Regions from separate parts of the Mus musculus genome. Here regions 1 and 2 are each linked to region 3. Evidence: chromatin contacts called from ENCODE Hi-C or POLR2A ChIA-PET data. All regions are on one chromosome and are shown on one strand. Each heading gives the region's core, a stretch centred on a gene start or an enhancer-like site at or near the end of the contact. The rest is flanking DNA. Distances are from core to core; before and after follow the strand shown.

Region 1 (3,815 bases), core at 794-3,293, 260 kb after region 3:
CAAACCAGGCCTCCATTTCCCAACAGTTGAGATTACAAGACTGTCGTCCCACCGAAAGGGGCCAAGTATGTGTGGTTAAGTTTTAAGGGGAAACTCCTGAAGATGGCCATCTCCTTGCCCATCGTACTTACCACTTGCAACCTTTCAAGAAGTTCTCGGAGCGGGTGCTGAACTCGGACCAGGAACCACTGAGGTATCGGGGTACCTGCGAGAAGCTGTAGGTCCAAAAGCTGGAAAGGAGATGGAGAAACAGCAAACGTGGGTCGTCAGAGCAAAATGGAAATAAAATGGTGCTGAGGACCGGTGGCTGTCGTTCTCACAGGTCCAGGCTCCTCAGATTCCAGTGTCACTTACGTGTCCCCCTCATCCACTTCAGCGCGTTCCTCAGACACACCTTCCGTGGCTTCTCCTGACTCCAACTCGGGGAGATTCGTTTCTTCTCCGGGAAGACTCGCATGTTCAGAAACATCTTGCTCCTCGATTCCAGGACTCAACTCACTGGAAGTATTAAATTCTACTTCCAGAGGTACAGAGTCCCCTTGTTGAAGCTCCTGGGACACAACCAAGCTAGCCACGGGATCTGTGGCTAGCTGGGGTTGGTCATCACCACCGCATGGCGGAGGCACCGGTTCAAAGTCTGTATTTTTCTCCGCTGGGGAACCTTGGGGTACCGGAGCTGGGGCCAGGTCAGGAGGGAGGCTATCCGGAGCTAAGAGTCGCTCCTCCGACGTCTTCATTCTGTAGAGTAAGCCCCCGGAAGGCAGAGGTCGGGCAAGTCTCGCTGAGCCGGCTACCAGCTGCCGAGGCTAGAGTGCATTACCGTTCCCAGGGATGCTCAGAGACCGGAGTCCGCTTTCCTCTTCCGGAAAATGTAAGCCGAACCTAAAGCAATCACCAGGGAACGAGTGTCCAAAGCCAAGCGCCTAGGGTCGCTAGGCGCCGCCAGGGCTTCTTGCTCTCGCGGGAGTCGGGCCACCTTCCGATAGGCTCTCCGCATCCTCCTCCGATTCCGAGCGGGAAGGCGGGAAGGAACGACTTTGCCTACACCTCAAGCGCTGGAGAATTCCTAGAGGTTTCTGGGAGTTGTAGTCTGAACTCTGGGCCTTGGCGAAAACTACACGAGCGCCCCCTACCGTCCCCTGGGGGTAATTCTTAAAGCGCCTATCCTCCCTGGCCTGCAGAGGGCGCATAATTTCTACAGTTTTTGCCCCTCTTGACTATCTTGTTTTGAATCCCGTAACCTCAGGTTTCCTTTCTCCCCATCTCTCCCCCCTTCTTGTTCCTCTCTTTCCCTTTCTCCCCCGCCCTCCCTTCATTCATTCGACATTTATTATCAAGTTCTTACTGCCTAACCCAGGACTATACAAGGCATTGGGAAAAAAATAGCAATGTTTTCTAGTTCTTAATCTCCATAAAGTTTTCGTTGCTGTGCAATTAAAGGCTGTGAAAACAGTCTTTACAGAGAGTGATAAGGACTGTACAGGAAATTAAACACGGTGGTGCGATACCAAGTATCTCGGAGAACACGTTAGATTGAGATACTATGAAAAGCCTTTCTAAAGTGACATTTTAGCTAATGAGGGGAAAAAGAACTTAGGGGCCCGTGTTGGTTCATCCCTGTACTTGGAAGGCCTAAAGCAGGAAGACGGCCGCGAATTCCAGGCCAGCCTTGGCTACAAAGACTCTGTCTTAAAAATCCAAAAAGATGGCTATGACTATCTAGCTGGATAGGAAAGAGCACAGAGCTCAGAACAGTGGCGGTCCACTTACGATAAAAACTTAATTCTTTCCACTCTTTATACTTGACACAGAGGCAGGAGTCCTCCGAATCGGTTTCCACCCATTTTGCCCTCACAGCTCTATATCTTAGACGACTTTTCACAAAGCGTTCCTGCTGAGGGCAACATCTCAGGGAGAATCCTGACTCTGCAAGTCCCCGCCTCCATTTCTTGCCCTCAACCCACGGAAGGACTTGCCCTTACTTGTTATGGCGACTATCCAGCTTTGTGCCAGGAGTCTCGCGGGGGTTGCTGGGATTGGGACTTTCCCCTCCCACGTGCTCACCCTGGCTAAAGTTCTGTAGCTTCAGTTCATTGGGACCATCCTGGCTGTAGGTAGCGACTACAGTTAGGGGGCACCTAGCATTCAGGCCCTCATCCTCCTCCTTCCCAGCAGGGTGTCACGCTTCTCCGAAGACTGGGTAAGTAATTGATGAGCGTGACGAGACCTCTCGGTCACTGGCTCTCTCCGTTTGCATCCATAAAACTAGAGAAAACCGTGGGGTTTGGGGGTGGGGCAGTGGGGGGACTCAGCGCGATGGAGATGGGCGGAATGGAAGCTTGGCGGGCGGGATGAACGGGAGTGTATATGTCAGATGCTGTAGTGAGGGTAGCTGATGATGATGATGTTAGGACCGACGAGCCTCACTGTCATGCACCTGCAAAGTAGAGCATATAGGGACCACTGAGATGGCCTAAGGGGTTTTCTCTCCGCTACGCGTTGTACACACTTATCTGCCCGCTGCTAGGTGATGGAAGCTCCGGAAATAACATGCACAAAGCACCAGGATTTAAGATTTTTCGAGATTCATAGCTTAAGACTTAAGACCCCCCATAGCATCCTAATGAAACCCTGGGTTCCGTTCCTGGATGAGATCGGGGTGATCCGGGGAGCCTTAGCTGCTAAGGTCCCGCAACTTCCGGACCTTTGTCCCTGGAGTGATTTCTTTTTTTTTCCAGCCGCTTCTCGACCCTGCTAGATGAAGAAAATCCAAGAAAAGCCTGAAGCACTAGCGGTGCTAGCCAGAAGTATTTGCCCTCGGGGCCCGACTCAGCCTCTTGGTCTGAAAGGCCCGCCGGCCCTGTTATTGTTTGGCTCCTTTACGTTTCTGCCGCTTGCAGGAGCATTTCCGGTTTCTTGTTTTCGGAGCAGATCACTGCTCGCCCGGCGACGGGGGAGTAGCGAAAGGGGAGAAATGGATTCTAGGCTGGTTCTGTGGTTTGAGGAGGAAAACTGCTGTCCTCGACATCTTATTTTTCTGGATTACTTGGTTATTGCTTTTGCAAAGGAGGAGGTGTTTATTTAAAAGAGTGCGCCGATAGGTCGTTTCTTCCTGCCGGAAAAGCAAATTACCGAGTATCCGGTTTTAGGGTGAGCCATTCCCTTGCTTAACGCATTCCGCGCGTCCTGAAAGCGGAAGGGGCGGGCTTGGGCCCCGGGCGCCCGGCGGTCCTAAGTGCAGTCAGCCCGCACCATCCGGTTCTTCCCAGCGGGAGGTGGCGGGACTCTGCCTGGGCGTGGGCTATGCCTGTCCCCGCCACTTCAATTTTTAGAACAGGTCATTTCATTACAGTTTCTTATCGCGCACCAGACATCGTGCGTGCCTTTTTTTCTTTTGTAAAAATACTATTTCCACACTGCACTTGGATCGGGAAGTAAATTTTTTTGTCCATCTGAAGATTTAGTTTCGGTCTAAAGAATAAATGATAGGTAGACCGGGAGGCGGGGGGACTTTGTTTTCGTGGCTTCAGCTGTAAAGCCGTAAGGAAGACTAGATCCTCCAGTTCATTGAGAAAGTATACAAATGACTTCACTTAAACTTTGACGCGCGAAGGGAACCCTAGCTGTGAAGGTTAGACTGGACAGCCACAGCGGTCCAGGGATGCCTTCTTATGCAAATAGCCTCCCTGCTCTTGCAATCTCTTTGACTGGATTTAGTGAAGGACTCTCTTGTGAATGTTAAAAGATCCCAACCCGAAGTCAAAAGGAGGTGCCCCTAGGCCCCATCTTGTTTACAAATGTAGATATATGTAAAT
Region 2 (3,670 bases), core at 588-3,087, 260 kb before region 3:
TAAGACATGTACATATACAAAAGGAATCTAAATGGAGTCACCAAATAGGGAAGACAATGTCCCAACTAAACCTTATGACACCAACTAAAATCTCCACTATCACACCAAATGTCATCTTATTTTGCACACCTTTGGCATGAAGAAGAGGAGGAGAAAGTAATTATAGTAGCAGTAGTAATAGTAGTAGAAAACAAAAGACTTGCAAAAGATGGCTTCTTTTGAAGGAAAAAGAGCTCAAGAAACGAGCAAGGAACACAAGAATAAAGACAGGGCTGGGCATGGTGCCGCACGCCTTTAATCCCAGCACTTGGGAGGCAGAGGCAGGCGAATTTCTGAGTTTGAAGCCAGCCTGGTCTACAAAGGCCCAGGGCTACACAGAGAAACCCTGTCTCGAAAAACAAACAAACAAACAAAACAAAACAAATTTAAAAAAGAATAAAGACAGGGTGAAGGGATGCAAAAAAAAAAAAAAAAAAACAGGAAGATTCTGCAATTACTAGCCACAGTGATTGTGCACACTTTCCACACAGGATTCAGTTTCAAAAACAGGAACAGGTGTCCTTCTGCCTTTAACCCCAGCCAGAACTTGGGAGGCAGAAGCAGAAAGATCTCTGTGATGTGAGTTTGAGGGCAGCCTGGTCTACAAAGCTACTTCCAGGACAGCCGGGGGTATACAAAGATTCTAAACCAAGGAAGAATATTAATTCATTGTTTTGCTAACTAGAAGGGTCCCAGAGCTTTGGCTGTGTTGCAGTTGACGACTTTTCTACCATTTGATTCCTGTCCCACGGCCCTTGGAAAGACTCTCCATCTGTTACAGAAACCACAGTGCCCTGGGAATGTGGCCCGGGGGTCCTGAATCTTCGATCTGGATGTTGTTAATCCTCTCCCTTCTCATTTATTTTAGCCCTGGTGTCTTCTCTCTGTCCTTCCCCCACACTCCGTACCCCAGCGTTTCTTGTTTATATCAAACCTCTTTGCCTCTGAGGTTTCCTCCCTCTGTCAGCAAGCTGAGTTGATGCCCTTGATAGTTCCCATCAGAGACCTTTCCCGACCGAGGCCTCATCTAACTAGTCCTTCTTACTCTCAATCACAGCCCTTTATTTTCCCGAGCGTGCTTATCAAAACGTCTGATTCTTTCACCTATGGAATATTTTCTCTTGTGACAACAAACAAACAAACAACCCTCAATATTATCCTCCAATGAGAGAAATGCTCTACGCAGAGGGGACAGGAGGCCGAAGAGTGACAAAAGCACAGGAAAGTCCACGACCTGCAATTCCCCTGCACAGTGAGTCACTCTGGGCGCTTCAACGATCAGTCTGTCAATGTTTCAAGGATGGAACCAATCAGCCCCGTTCCGCTGGGAATTCCGGCTTTCTCTCTCTTGGCGCTGCTGTTTTTCTTTCTCGGTTTTCTAGCTCGGTTCGGTCCAACCCTGAGCATCCAAGAACCCCTAGAGCTTCCAAAAACGATCCCCGGTGGAGTGCGACTGCTCGGCGGTAATTCCGGACGACACCACCGTGGACATAGAGCCTAAGCTCCGCCCCGGTGGGACTCCGGCGCTCCGGGGCTCGGGTCTTTTAAGACCCGCCCCCTCAACTTTCCGAAGGGGCGGGGCCCCGCGCACAGCTGTCACCCCGGAGCTGCCACCCGACTGGCTTTCACTTGTGTTCTGCAGTTCAATAACAGCCCTCCTCCCGGAACTTCCTGGGGTGGCGACCAATCACAGAGCTCTTCCTGTCCGGACCATTATCATCCGGCTGCCAATCGGCGCGCCTCCGCCAACGCCCCTTAAAGGCGCCGCCGCTGACCGGGGAGCCCGGCGGACGACTCGCGGTTCCGGCCCCCACCCTCAGTATGGAGGCCGCCCAGGGGCGGCTCGGGCCGGAGCCGGAGCTTTCGGTCGGAGCTGAGCACCAGGCCGCGACTTTCAGCGGCAGGCCGTCCCGAACGCCCTCGAAGCCGCCCTCAGTCCGGACGCTGTCCGGGGAGGAAGAGGCTGAGAGCGTTGGGGTCTCGAGCCGTCATCCCCGAGCGTCCCCAAAGACTTGGAGCGGCAGCATCGCCCATGGGCCGGAGCTGGACACTTGGGAGGACAAGCCGAGCTCCCGGGCGACGCCGTCAGGGGCCCGGGGACGCCGGGGGGTGCCAGGTTCCGAGCACGCCCCGCCCCCGTCCTCCTGGTACCCGGAGCCGGAGCCCAGCGAGGATCAGCCCTCCGCTCTGAGGGTCTGCCGTCGAGGGAGCCCCGGAGGCGTCGAGATGAATGTGGAGCTGCCGCAGCAAGAGGGTGACGACGACGACGACGAGGACGAAGAGGCGGCGGCGGGTAGGGCTGGCCGCTCCTTCCCCAGCCGCCTTCAGGACAGCCGCAGCCTGGACGGGCTGAGTGGGGCGTGCGGTGGAGGGGGGTCTTCATCCAGTGGCGAGACCGGCGCGGGCGGAGGACGTCGCGCCACTATCTCCAGCCCCCTAGAGCTGGAGGGCACGGTGAGCCGCCACGGCGACCTTACTCACTTTGTGGCCAACAACCTACAACTCAAGATCCGACTGAGTGGCGCCCCACCACCCGTTCCCCCTGCCTCTGTGCGGCCCTGCCTAACGCCCGCACCCACCCCCACCATCCCTCCCATCGACCCGGACGTGCTGAGGGATCTGGAGCGGCTGAGTCGCGAGCTGGGCGGCCGGGTAGACCGTCTGCTTCGCGGGCTGGGTGGTGCGGTGCAAGAGCTGACAGCGTTGAGTGTGGGCTGTATCCAGACCTACCGCGACGCGGTGGACTCCTTAGGTGAAGCCGTGGACATGAGCATTAAGGGCATGTACACCTTACTTGCGCGCTGCGAGGAGCTGGAACGGGCTTTGCAACCGGTTCAGGGGCTGGCACGCCAAGTCCGAGATATCCGACGCACGCTGGAGGTGTTGGAGGCCCTATGCAAGTGACCAGGAGCATAGAGGAGAGACCATGCGTAACCTGGCCAGACCAGGGTCCAGTAGGACCCTCAGGATTCTTCAAAGAGCCCTGGTGGAAACTGCTTGCTGAGGGGATGCCTGTACGTTAGAGGTTCTTCCACAAGCGTTTAGGAGGCCTGTGCCCATTCTAAGCCTATGGAGTGTGAATGGGGAAGTTGTGAGGATTCTCCTGGTGAAAAGGGATGTAGCTCTGCTTTTATTCAGTTGGCCATCTATAGCTACCCTGTTCTTCCTGACCCTTCTCCCTAAGCTAGAACACCGTCCATGGGAATACAGGCCCTTAGATCTCTGCTGGAGGGTGGGGCAGACACGAATGTGTGATCAGAGAGACCTCAGCCCCGCTGCGGCTATCCGGATCCCAATGGTCACACACCTCAAGTGCCAGGGGCTTTAGGAACTTGAGCGGTTCTTGCCCACACACCATGCGAGGGTGAGGGCGCAACATCTGCATAACCTCCCGCTTCTTTCCTCTGGTCCCCTAAAATGCCACGGGGTGGAGGAGCACATTTCATGATGGAGGGAGAGCGGTGGGGGGCACGGGGGAGTGTCTCACTGCTCTCAGGGTTCCGGTCGAATTGTTACTGGTTTTGAAGCCCACCTGTTGTGGAGTATTCTAATTAATTTTGGCTTTCTGAGTTTTTGTGGAATTAAAGTGCTGCTGCTGCTAAGGCTGAGCCTGTTTTTTTGTGTGGGGTCG
Region 3 (3,822 bases), core at 1,126-3,625:
TTATTTATTTAATGTGAGTGTCTTCAGGCACATAAGAAAAGGGCACTGGATCTCATTGCAGATAGCTGTGAGCCACCATGTGCTTGCTGGGAATTGAACTCAGGACCTCTGGAAGAGCAGTCAGTGCTCTTAAGCGCTGAGCCATCGCTCCAGCCCTCTTCCAAGAGCTCCTGCTTACCTTCTCCTGCCCCTACACCTCAGCTTTCCTCTAGAGCGCTACATAGCTGAGCTGACTTACGATAGGCAGTATCACGGGAGGTATGGAGCATGGTCTGGAGCTGACCCCGAACACTTTCCATCTCAAAGATGTGCTTAGACCCATCCTAGGGGGGAGAAAAAAGAAAGCCCACAGAAGTGACATTTTAACCAGTGTCACCAGCATTCTACGCACTACCAGGATAGAATTTTCAAATGGGCCTTAGAACACTAAGGAAGGCACTCAAACCCGGCTTCACCTTGAACCCCAAACCCCAAATGTTTACAGAGGCCAGAAGGGGAGTAAGTGAATGAAGTAGCAGGTTTAAAACAAGGCTGGAGGGGGACTGCTGTCAACTGAGGAGCAGATGGCCTGTCTAAGCCTGGTGCAGCTGTGCCTACCGGATCCCACACTCTGGACTCTCGCCAGTCCGCACAGCAGGTATCCTTTCCTTTGGTACAACTATCTTCCTACACATGCATGTGCAGTGACTTGCATACCACAAAATCACAAGAATTTCGAGCTGACAGGATCTTCACGTGTGCTGCAGCTGTCCTTAAGTCTCCAGTTCTCACTTGGGTTCAAGAAACCTACTCCCCACTTCTAGGACACCAAGCTACTCTACAGGGGCAGGTGTCTGTCCAAACAAAAACATGCAAAAACAAAGCAAAACCCTAGGAACCGTCATAACTTCCCAAATTATAGGTTTATGCCATTCCCTCAAAAGTATCTTCTGTGAGAAAAAAGCATGAAAGCCCTGTGTGCTTGGAGGAGATCGTTTAAATCTAATTAATAGACGCAAGCCACAGCAAAGCTAACCTGAAAGCCCAGGAACCTAATGCTTTCTAACACCCGAGAGATCTCCAAGACGCACCTCTCTCACCTTTTTCTTCAAGTTGTTTTCCAATCCAACGGACAAGCTGCGACTCAGTTCTTGAGCCAAGCTGTCTAAGCCCTCGTTAGGAGGTGAGGAGGTGGGAGCTAGATACAGCTGGGCCCGGGCCGTGGCCTCAGCTTGGCGGCTGAGATGCAAAGAAGTATACAGTTGGGAGGTCACCTCGGAGGACACCTGGTTCAACCCAGGAGGCTCTGACGAATCGCTCAGGAGGTCCTCAGGTCGGAGAGGAGAACTGGGACTGGGGGCTGCTGTCGCCATGTACAGTGAAGAGACAACTGGACTCAGCAGGGGACTGGGAACTCCTGCCTCAGTTCTGAGAGGGGTCCAAACTTGTGGATAAGTTCACAAAGAAGAAAGATTTGGAAGGGAGGAAGACACTTTGGGTCCTCAACAAATGAGCTTTCTGGTTAGAGGAGTGTCCACTGACTCCAGAGACCATGGAGAGGGCAAACACATTCTTTCTCCCAACTCCTGGGAACGGTTAAAAGCGGATGTGCAAGGCAGAAAGTCAGGGGAATGGTCAGAAGACCTGCATGCAGGGAGACAGAACCGCTGCAGTTCCTTCCTCCTAACTAGGGTCCTGGAAATTGCAAATCAGTTTCGGCACGGGTTAACCATGGTTAGCTTTTTTTTTTCCCCACACTCAAAATGTGCAAACTGAAACAGACCTCAAACCAAAGCTGGCCCAATGTATGTCCCCCAATTGGTTTTAGTGAAGAAAGAGGCAAGACTTCAATGCCACAACACCCCCGTTTCGCCCTTTCTTCACCTGTCCCACCCAGAGTCGACTTCCTCGGATTTCCCCTCTAATCCTTCCTGATAAAAAAAAAGCCACAGCAGAGGTCCATAGAATTCCTCCCTATCCCACCCTAAGAAATCTCAATAAAAGGGGCGCGCGCGCGCACAGACATACACCCGGCAACCAGCCGCCTGGTATTCTCTACCGCAACCACCTGGCTCCGACTACTCTGAGCATGTCGGCCCTGGTTTCCCAAGATGAGGAGGACTGTCCCCCAAGCCCCATAACCTCCACAGAGAAAGACCAAAGGCCAACCTCCCTAGCGCGACACTAGCTTGCAAAACCGTTGGCAGCCTCCCGCCCACCGCTTGCAATCCCGCCTCCAACCGAATTACGTCACCCGCCCGCGAGACCAAGCTCCCCGCACATCACTGGGCTTCAGAGGCCCGGGAACGTGGGCACGCATGCGCGCGGCATCGGCGACCACGGATTGGCTTCAGGAGGGAGGCGGAGTCTAGTAAGACTATCGGGGCGGAGTTAAGGGTTCTTGAGGTTGCCGCTTACGACCCAGCTGGGCTTTATAAACCGGAAGTAGCTTGTCACCCTCTTTCAGAGCAATTCCGGTGAGTCCGGGGGTGGGGTTCCCACCTGGCTGAAGAATCAGGTTCTAGAGAGTTGGGTACCAGCCACTGAGCGAGGCTCTTTATCTTGCAGATGACTGTCCACAATCTGTACCTTTTTGACCGGAATGGAGTGTGTCTACACTACAGCGAGTGGCACCGCAAGAAGCAAGCAGGGATCCCTAAGGAAGAGGTGATCGGAGGGTCCCAGCGAATCCCCAAATGCACATAGTCCCAGTCCAGTCCTCTTCCTCCAAATCCCAAGTCCTTCCTATTCCCATCCTGTCCCCCCTCCATAACCGAGATCTAATTCTACCACCTCTCCCTCCAGGAGTACAAGCTGATGTATGGAATGCTCTTCTCCATTCGTTCGTTTGTCAGCAAGATGTCCCCGCTAGACATGTACGGTGGTTTTAGAGGGGTGTTGAAGGGAGGGCTAGCTAGCCAGCCTTGGGAACAGGAGATATTGTTTTGGAATGGAAGTGGCGTGTGGCCCCAAAGAGGGGAGGGTGTGTTTTAGAGAGGCTGAATCTGGATCGAGAATCTTGAAGCTGGCAGGAGCGGATACAGGAATGGTCTGAAAGTGGGGAGAGAGTGAAGGCAGTTGCAATTACATCGGGGGTGGGGATGACCGGAGGTGTTTTTACTCAATGAACCTGCTACAAACTATCTATATGAATAGGAAGGAGTTGACCTTGAGGGCATCACAAATATTTCTTTGGGAGTGATTTCACTCCTGTCTGAATACTCATTTCTGCAGGAAGGATGGCTTTCTGTCTTTCCAAACTAGCCGTTACAAACTCCATTACTACGAGACTCCCACTGGAATCAAGGTTGTCATGAATACTGACTTGGGCGTGGGCCCTATCCGAGATGTTCTACACCATATCTACAGTGCGGTCAGTGTCAGTAGAGGAACCCTTTTCCTCCTAGAGCCCTAGGAGTCCCTCGGGTTTTCTGCCCTTATCCTTCTGTATCACATCCCTGTTGAACTCAGTTTTCTCCAGAGCCTTTAGCTCCTTAAACAGTAATAGCTTCTCTAAGGGAGAGCTTGTGCAGGTTTTTGGGTTTTTTTTTTATAAATGATGTATTTCTTATTTTAATTATATGTATTGTGTAGAGGGTATGTGTGCACATGAGCACAAGTGTCTGTGGAGGACAGATCCTCTGGAGAATTACAGGCAGTTGTGAGCTGACCAACATGGGTGCTAGGCTCTGACTAACCTCTGCAAAAGCAGTAGTATGCTTTCTTAATTCCTGAGCTCTCTCCACCCCAACCCCACCCGTGTATTCTTATATTCTCGAGATTACACCATGTTTGAGATTGAAAATGAAAAGTGTCTCACATCAGGCTCACACACCCTCCTTT

What was found. Hi-C counts contacts between places; a loop is a spot of excess contacts on that map. ChIA-PET counts read pairs that join two places held with the same protein, here RNA polymerase II (POLR2A).
Region 1: POLR2A ChIA-PET joins it to region 3 with 17 read pairs in embryonic stem cell. The contact joins the promoter of Trp53 here to the promoter of Trappc1 in region 3. POLR2A ChIA-PET finds 5 or more read pairs at or near these places in 2 of 5 experiments (Patski and embryonic stem cell).
Region 2: a map of heart shows a loop between it and region 3 (1.9-fold over the local background). The contact joins the promoter of Borcs6 here to the promoter of Trappc1 in region 3. A Hi-C loop is called at or near these places in 1 of 37 maps with a recorded cell type or tissue (heart). POLR2A ChIA-PET finds 5 or more read pairs at or near these places in 4 of 5 experiments (Patski and embryonic stem cell).

Annotation. Positions count from the first base shown.
Region 1 is chr11:69,578,316-69,582,130 of GRCm38, forward strand. Trp53 (transformation related protein 53) reads left to right here and starts at 2,044. Exons shown (of 11, transcript NM_011640.3): 1 at 2,044-2,200. It overlaps Wrap53 (WD repeat containing, antisense to Trp53), which reads right to left and starts at 934. Exons shown (of 10, transcript NM_144824.3): 1 at 355-934; 2 at 132-230. The coding sequence starts at 737.
Region 2 is chr11:69,057,938-69,061,607 of GRCm38, forward strand. Borcs6 (BLOC-1 related complex subunit 6) reads left to right here and starts at 1,838. Exons shown (of 1, transcript NM_028005.3): 1 at 1,838-3,639. The coding sequence starts at 1,861. The coding sequence ends at 2,943.
Region 3 is chr11:69,321,611-69,325,432 of GRCm38, forward strand. Trappc1 (trafficking protein particle complex 1) reads left to right here and starts at 2,376. Exons shown (of 5, transcript NM_001024206.2): 1 at 2,376-2,456; 2 at 2,548-2,646; 3 at 2,785-2,855; 4 at 3,214-3,352. The coding sequence starts at 2,548. It overlaps Cntrob (centrobin, centrosomal BRCA2 interacting protein), which reads right to left and starts at 2,263. Exons shown (of 19, transcript NM_172560.3): 1 at 1,080-2,263; 2 at 239-323. The coding sequence starts at 1,352.